Regions from separate parts of the Homo sapiens genome. Here region 1 is linked to region 2. A link is a contact called in ENCODE Hi-C or POLR2A ChIA-PET data. All regions are on one chromosome and are shown on one strand. The core of a region is the stretch at or near the end of the contact, and the rest is flanking DNA. Distances in the headings are between cores, read along the strand shown. Region 1 has its middle 57 kb from the start of PLCG2. Region 2 overlaps CMIP (c-Maf inducing protein).

The links. A loop is a pair of places that touch in the nucleus more often than their neighbours do. ChIA-PET counts read pairs that join two places held with the same protein, here RNA polymerase II (POLR2A). Pooled maps may share reads with other maps.
Region 1: a map of mammary epithelial cell shows a loop between it and region 2 (5-fold over the local background). The contact joins two enhancer-like sites. A Hi-C loop is called at or near these places in 4 of 168 maps with a recorded cell type or tissue (Caco-2, HCT116, K562 and 1 more) and 10 of 50 pooled maps. POLR2A ChIA-PET finds 5 or more read pairs at or near these places in 4 of 52 experiments (SK-N-SH, WTC11 and activated T-cell).

Annotation. Positions count from the first base shown.
Region 1 is chr16:81,720,166-81,723,640 of GRCh38, reverse strand. No RefSeq gene overlaps it. Among named protein-coding and RNA genes, the nearest start is that of PLCG2, 57 kb to the left of the region's middle. Within about 2 kb of position 2,005, at least 2 of the 41 ENCODE cell types and tissues checked have a DNase peak (open chromatin) inside an H3K27ac peak, as active enhancers do.
Region 2 is chr16:81,579,079-81,582,655 of GRCh38, reverse strand. All of the region lies in intron 1 of CMIP (c-Maf inducing protein), which reads right to left. Among named protein-coding and RNA genes, the nearest start is that of MIR6504, 30 kb to the left of the region's middle. RefSeq lists an enhancer at 1-476. Within about 2 kb of position 1,440, at least 14 of the 41 ENCODE cell types and tissues checked have a DNase peak (open chromatin) inside an H3K27ac peak, as active enhancers do.

The DNA of each region.
Region 1 (3,475 bases), core at 756-3,255, 140 kb before region 2:
CCAGGTGGATCCTGAGACTGCATTTCTAGCAGACTCTCCCACCATACGAAGGCTGTGCATCCGTGGATCACATTTTGAGTAGCAAAGCTCTAGACTCAGTCAATTTTCTATTTCTAGTTAGTATCAGCATTGGAGTGGGGACAGAAAGGAAAGGCAACACTAGATTTTTCACGGCCTCGTCTACATGTGGATAGAGTACACTGAAAAAATAAAGTCAAATATCCTACCATGTATACACGTGCAGGTTGTGCACTGCACAAGTGTGCCACATCTATGGGAGTCTGTTCACACCATAGGTTTGTATATTTATGGTGACAGTTTTCCAGCAGATGGCAGTAGAGTGTTTTAAGAAAGGGACACAATGTTCACCCAGAGGCTTCACTAGGATGGACGAGTGTTGCTTTGATAGAAGTCAGGGTGCCACCACTCCCCATCCTGAGTCCAGACACAACAGAGGGGAGGAGCAGCCATCTTTTCATTGAAAGGAAAAATCTTGCCTGGCACAGTGGCTCACGCCTGTAATCCCAGTACTTTGGGAGGCTGAGGCAGGAGGATTGCTTGAAGCCAGGAGTTTGAGACCAGCCTGGACAATGAAGTGAGGCTCTTGTCTCTTAAAAATAAAAAATAAAAAATTAGCAAGGCATGGGGGTGTGCACCTGGAGTCCCACCTGCTCAGGAGGCTGAGGCAGGAGTATCTCTTGAGATCAGAAGCTGGAGGCTGCAGTGAGCTAAGAGGTACGATCGAACCACTGCACTGCACCCTGAGTAACAGAGCAAGACCCTATCTCAAAACAAAAACAAACAATCTTTATTGATGTTGCTTTTTTTATTGAGGTGAAATACATGAAACATAAACCATTTAACGTTTTTATTTCAGTGATGTTTAGAATATTCGCAATGTGTGCAACCACCACCTCTAGTTACAAAACATCTTCCTCATCCTAAAAGAAAACCCCACAACCACTAAGCAATCACTGCCCATTCTTCCTTCCCTCCCACCCCTGGCAAACACCAATCTGCTTTGTATCCCTATACATTTGCCCGTTTTGGATATTCCAAATGCAGAATCCTACAATATGTGGTCTTTTGTGTTTGGCTCATTTCACCTAGCATGAGGTTTTTGAAGTTCATCTGAATCATAGAATGTATCAGTATTTCATTCCTTTTTATGACCAAATAGTAGTATTCCATTGTCTATGTGTACCACATTTATATATTTATTTATTTGTGATGGACAAAATTTCTCTTTTAATTTTTTTTTTTTTTTTTCACACAGAGTTTTGCTCTTGTTGCCCAGGCTGGAGTGCAATGGGGCAATCTTGGCTCACTGCAACCTTTGCCTCACGGATTCAAGCAATTGTCCTGTCTCAGCCTCCCAAGTAGCTGGGATTACAGGCATGCACCACCATACCTGGCTAATTTTGTATTTTTAGTAGAGACGAGGTTTCTCTGTGTTGGTCAGGCTGGTCTCCAACTCCTGACCTCAGGTGATCCACCTGCCCCGGCCTCCCAAAGTGCTGGGATTACAGGTATTAGCTACCGTGACTGGCCCCTGTTTTATAATTTTATTTATTTTTTCTTATGCTTTTAAAGGCAACATAAATGGACAAAATTTTGAGTGTTTCCACTTGATGCCACTTTTTAAGATTTGATGTGCAACATATATGGTAACTTACACAAATCTGAAGAGTAGAGTTTTGTGAATGTGTAAACGTCTGTGTAGCCACAGATCAAGATGTGGAACCCAGAAGGTTCCCTCCTCCCCTTTGTATTTGTCCATTTTTACACTGCTATAAAGATACTAGCCAAGATTGGCTAATTTATAAACAAAGGAACTTTAATTGACTCACAGTTCTGCATGGCTGGGGAGGCCTCAGGAAACTTACAATCATGGCGGAAGGGGAAGCAAACACGTCCTTCTTCACAAGGTGGCAGGAGAGAGAAGAATAAATGAAAGAGGAACTTCCAAACAGTTACAAAACCATCAGTCTCATGAGAACTCACTCACTATCATAAGAACAGCATGGGCAAAACTGTTCCCATGATCCAATCGCCTCCACAAGGTTTCTCCCTCAACACCTGGGGATTACAATTCAAGATGCGATTTGGGTGGGGACACAAAGCCTAATTGTATCACCCTTCCCAGTCAATAATAATCCCCCTTACAGAGATAACCAGTGTTGTGACTTCTGTCATCATAGGTGATTTGTGCCTATTCACGAATTTCTACAAATTGAATCATACAGCAAATCCTTTGTTTCTGGCTCCTGCCACACAACATAATACTTACCCAATTAATTCATGTCATTGTGCATATCAGTCGTCGGTTCTTTTTCTCCTGTTTTGTAGAATTCCATCTTATGAATATGTCACCGTTTATGTTTTCATTCTCCCGTTAATGGAGACATTGGTATTGCTCCACTGTTTGGCTCTCCCACAGTTTGTTTATTCATTCTCCTGTCAGTGGACATTTGGGTTGCTTCCACTTTTTGGCTATTGTAACTAATGCCACTATAAACATTCTTATTTGCGTCTTCTGGTGGATGGATGAGCTCAGTGCTCTTGAGCTCTTCTCCTGCACATCCAGGAGTGAAGTTGCAGGGTCCTAGGGTAGGCATATGTTTAACTTTAGTAGGTTGGCTCTCCAAAGTGGTTGAACCCATCTATCCTCCCTTAGTGATGCATGAGAGTTTCTTTCAGCAACCACCCCCATCTCTGAAAACAATGCAAACTGGTTCTCAGGCTCCCAATGGCAGACACCTACCAGGTTGGCCAGGAGGCCCCTCTGTCACTGATGGTCCAGGAAGGTATACCTGGTGACTGTGCAGTTTTCCTGGTAGAGTCTTCCTGGCCTGCCTTGGGAAGGGCTGCCCCTTCAACCTATTCCTCTGTCTTCTAACATAGTTAGTCACTGTCTTAGTCTGGACTTCCCTAGAAGCAGACACTGAGATAAAGATTTTCATTTGAGAGTTGGTCCCAGGAAATACCAATGGGACAATGGAAAATGAGGTGGAGAAGGGAAGGAAATCCTAACAAGCCCGTGAGCACTGAGGGCAGCTGGAGATTAATCCCAGGGAGGGACCCTGGGAGCCAGAGGAGAACATGGGCCTCAGAACTCTCCACTTCCCATGAGGAGTGAGGGAGCCGGGGTATTGATACACCACCTCCCATCTGTCATTGGTTGAGGGCTGCTGCCTGGGCAGAGGTGTTAATTCTAGGCCCTTGCAGCCTGTCTTAGGAAATAAGCCAAGGAAACTGAAAGTCACCCTTGACTCCATGTGCACCCTCCCTCCGTACCAACCACCATGTGCTGCTATTTTAAGCCTGAGCTTCCCTTGAATCTGTCTATTTTCTCCACAGGGTCCAAGTCCCAGACCCACACCCATCCATTTACCAACAGTGGAGGGATCTTCCTATAGTGCCTGGCTTATAACCTTGGCTCTGTGCCCTGCTTACTGTGGGACCTTGACCAAGA
Region 2 (3,577 bases), core at 191-2,690:
AGCCACCGTGACTTTGGTACACTTCTCTACCTGGATTCTGGGCTGGGTTCGGAGTGTTTGCTGGAAAGTGGTCTCTGAATAAGCAGGGTGTTCCTCCGTTTACCATCAACAAGGTGCACAGATGACTCAAAGCTCAGAGGTCCTTACAACTGAAAACCCAGCCCACTGGACTCCAGGGAGCAATGAAAAACCACTTGCTACCCTTTAGGGGAGGCCTTTGAGGACCCTTCCCAGTCCCCACACATCCCTTCTCAAGCTCAGTCTGATAAGTGGCTTTCAGAAGCACTGCCTTGGCCCTGTCACGCTCAAGGAGACTGGGGACACCCTGGCAAGTTGGCAAAAAAAATATTCCAAGGAGGGGTTCCTGGAGGCACTGGGCTGAACATTTGGGGAAGAGGCTTGACATGGTTTGGGTCTGTGTCCCCACCCCAGACTCATGTTCAATTATAATCCCCAATGTTGGAGAAGGGGCCTGTGGGAGGTGATTGGATCATGGGGGCAGTTTCTCAGGATTTAATACCATCCCTCTTGGTATTGTTGGCGTGATAGTGAGTTCTCATGAGATCTGGTGGTTTAAAGTGTGTGGCACCTCTCCCCGCCAGCTCTCTTCGTCCTGCTCAAGCCATGTGATGTGCTGGCTCCTCCTTTGCCTTCCACCTGAGGCCTCCCCAGAAGCTGATGCTGCCATGCTTTCTGCACAGCCTGCAGAACCGTGAGCCCATTAAACCTCCTTTCTTAAAATTACCCAGTCTCAGGTATTTCTTTAGAGCAAGGTAAGAACTGATTAATACAAGGCCCCTCTGCAGAGAAGGAAAAGAGCAGGGACTAAAGGGTTCTGGGGATCAGGCTCCCTGGGTCCCAACCCCAGCTCTGCCACCCCAGAGCTGTCTGCGTGAGGAAGTGGTTCCCTTGCCCTGTGCCTCGGTTTTCCCTCTGTAGCAACCTCAGGGTGTTATGGTGAGGAATAAGGATAGCACTATTCCTAAAATGCCAAGCTCGGCTATTCCCCTTCTAGGTGAATACCCCAAAGAACTGAAAACATGGACTCAAACAAATACAGCCAAGCACTGCATAACAACGTTCTGGTCACGATGGACCACATTTATGACTGCGGTTCCATAAGATTATGATTCCATATTTTTACTGTGCCTTTTCTATGTTTAGATATGCTTAGACACACAAATACTTACCACTATGTTACAACTGCCACCAGTATTCAGTAGAGTAACCTGTTGTACAGGTTTGTGGCCTAGGAACAATAAGCCGCACCTCACAGCCCAGGTGTGAGGCAGGCTACACCATCGAGGCTTCTGTGAGCACACTCCAGGATGTTCGCTCAGTGACTAAATCACCTAACTACGCGCTTCCCGGAACGTATCCCCATCGTGAAACAATGCATGACTACACTTGTACAAGAATGCTCACGGCCGCTTATTCACGACAGCCAAAAAGGTGAAAACAACACAAACGTCCATCAACAGATGAATGGATAAGAAAGAAAAATGATACATACAGACAATGGAGTATCATTCTGCCATCAAAAGGAAGGCAGTGCTGACACATGCTGCAACACGGAAGAACCCTGACAACATGACGCTGAGGGAAAGAAGCCAGTGGAAAAAGACCATGTACTGTGTGATTGTACTGCTATGAAAAGTCCAGAAGAGGAAAGCCCAAAAAGACAGAAATTGATGGCTGTCAGGGGGCTGGAAGAGAGGGGAATGGGGAATGACTGCTAATGGGCACGAGATTTCGTGCTGGGGTGGAGAAGAGGTTTCGGAATTAGATAGAAGTGGCAGTTACACAACATCGCGAATTTGCTAAAGGCCGCTGAACTATGCTCTTGTTTGTTTGTTTTTGAGACAGAGTCTCGCTCTGTTGCCCAGGCTGGAGTGCAGTGGCATGATTTCGGCTCACTGCAACCAGGAGCAGTGGCTCACGCCTGTAATCCCAGCAGTTTGGGAGGCGAAGACGGGTGGATCACTTGAGGTCAGGAGTTCGAGACCAGCCTGGCCAACATGGCAAAACCCTGTCTCTACTAAAAATGCAAAAATTAGCTGGGTGTGGTGGCAGGCATCTATATAGTCCCAGCTACTTGGGAGGCTGAGGCACAAGAATTGCTTGAACCCAGGATGCAGAGGTTGCAGTGAGCCGAGATCACGCCACTGCACTCCAGCCTGGGTGACAGAGTGAGACTCCATTTCAAAAATAAAAAAATTAAAAAAAGAAAGAAAAGAGAAAGAAAACAAACCCAAAATAAATTAAGTGGGCAATTTCATATGAGGTGAATTTATCTCAATTAGAAAGACAAAAATACCTTAGCTTAGTGCCCAGCGTGTAGCTCACCATGTCACAAACAGGCTCCAGAGCCGGGAGACATAGGGCACCTCGCTTCTCTGATTCTTGTCTGTCCCCTAAAGGGGTCTGATCACGGCCCTGCCCTCAAGGCCCTACATCACAGCTGCTGTAAAGCTGGAGATTAGGAATGGGAGCTGAGGGAGGGTGTCAAGGCAGCTAAGCAGGTTAGGAAACCCCTGCCTCCATCTTAAGGGGAGAATGAACTCTTGGGAGCCCCAAGACACTGGTTCCATTCTACTGGAAATATCCGTTCTTCAGAAAGACAAGTTGAGCCACAGTTATCCTAGCTTCAAACTTTTTAAACCTGTCATATCATTTTTTTTTTAATTTCTTTTTTTGAGACGGAGTCTCGCACTGTCGCCCAGGCGGGCTGGAGTGCAGTGGTGCGATCTCGGCTCACTGCAAGCTCCGCCTCCCGGGTTCACGCCATTCTCCGGCCTCAGCCTCCCGAGTAACTGGGACTACAGGCGTCCGCCACCACGCCCAGCTAATTTTTTTGTATTTTTCAGTAGAGACGGGGTTTCACCATGTTAGCCAGGATGGTCTCGATCTCCTGACCTCGTGATCCATTTTTTTTTAAGTGGCAGAACTCTTTTTTTACATGAAATCTTTGCCCAGAGTCCCTTAAAACAGAAGGCAGGTGACACTCAGCGGGAGGTGTTGCCTTCAGGGGGGAGCAGGGCTGGGCCATGCCCCCTCTACCTCTTCCACACCTGCTATGGTTCAGGGACAATCTCTCCAAGTCCACATTTTCCCTCTTCCCAGTGAGACAACCAAGAAAGGGCCTGGCAGGGTTCTGCTGGTTTCCTTCAAGAAGGAGGCTCAAGGTGAACATGACACTAAGGGGCAGGATTGCTGTCCAGTTAGAAACTGGCTTCCGAGGTCTGGAGGGCTGTTTTGGGGCACAGAGGAAGGGGCTGGATTTGTGGTGGCTCAAGAGAGCAGAGCTAGGGCCAAAGAGTACCAGTCAGAGGGACAAAGGTGAATGCCTTCCACACCTGAGAGCTGCCCCATGGAGGCCCCAGGAGGACCAGCTGCTGGCCTCTGTCTTGCAAGGACCGCCACCACCCTTCACCTTCATCTTCCTCCTCATTGTTAAGAAGTAACCCCTTATCATCCCTGCAATAGCCCTAGGAGGCAGGGGGGTGCCATCCCCATGTCCCTGCAGGGGAAACTGAGGCACAGAGAGGCGAGGGTGCTTGCCCTAGGTCAACTGGAA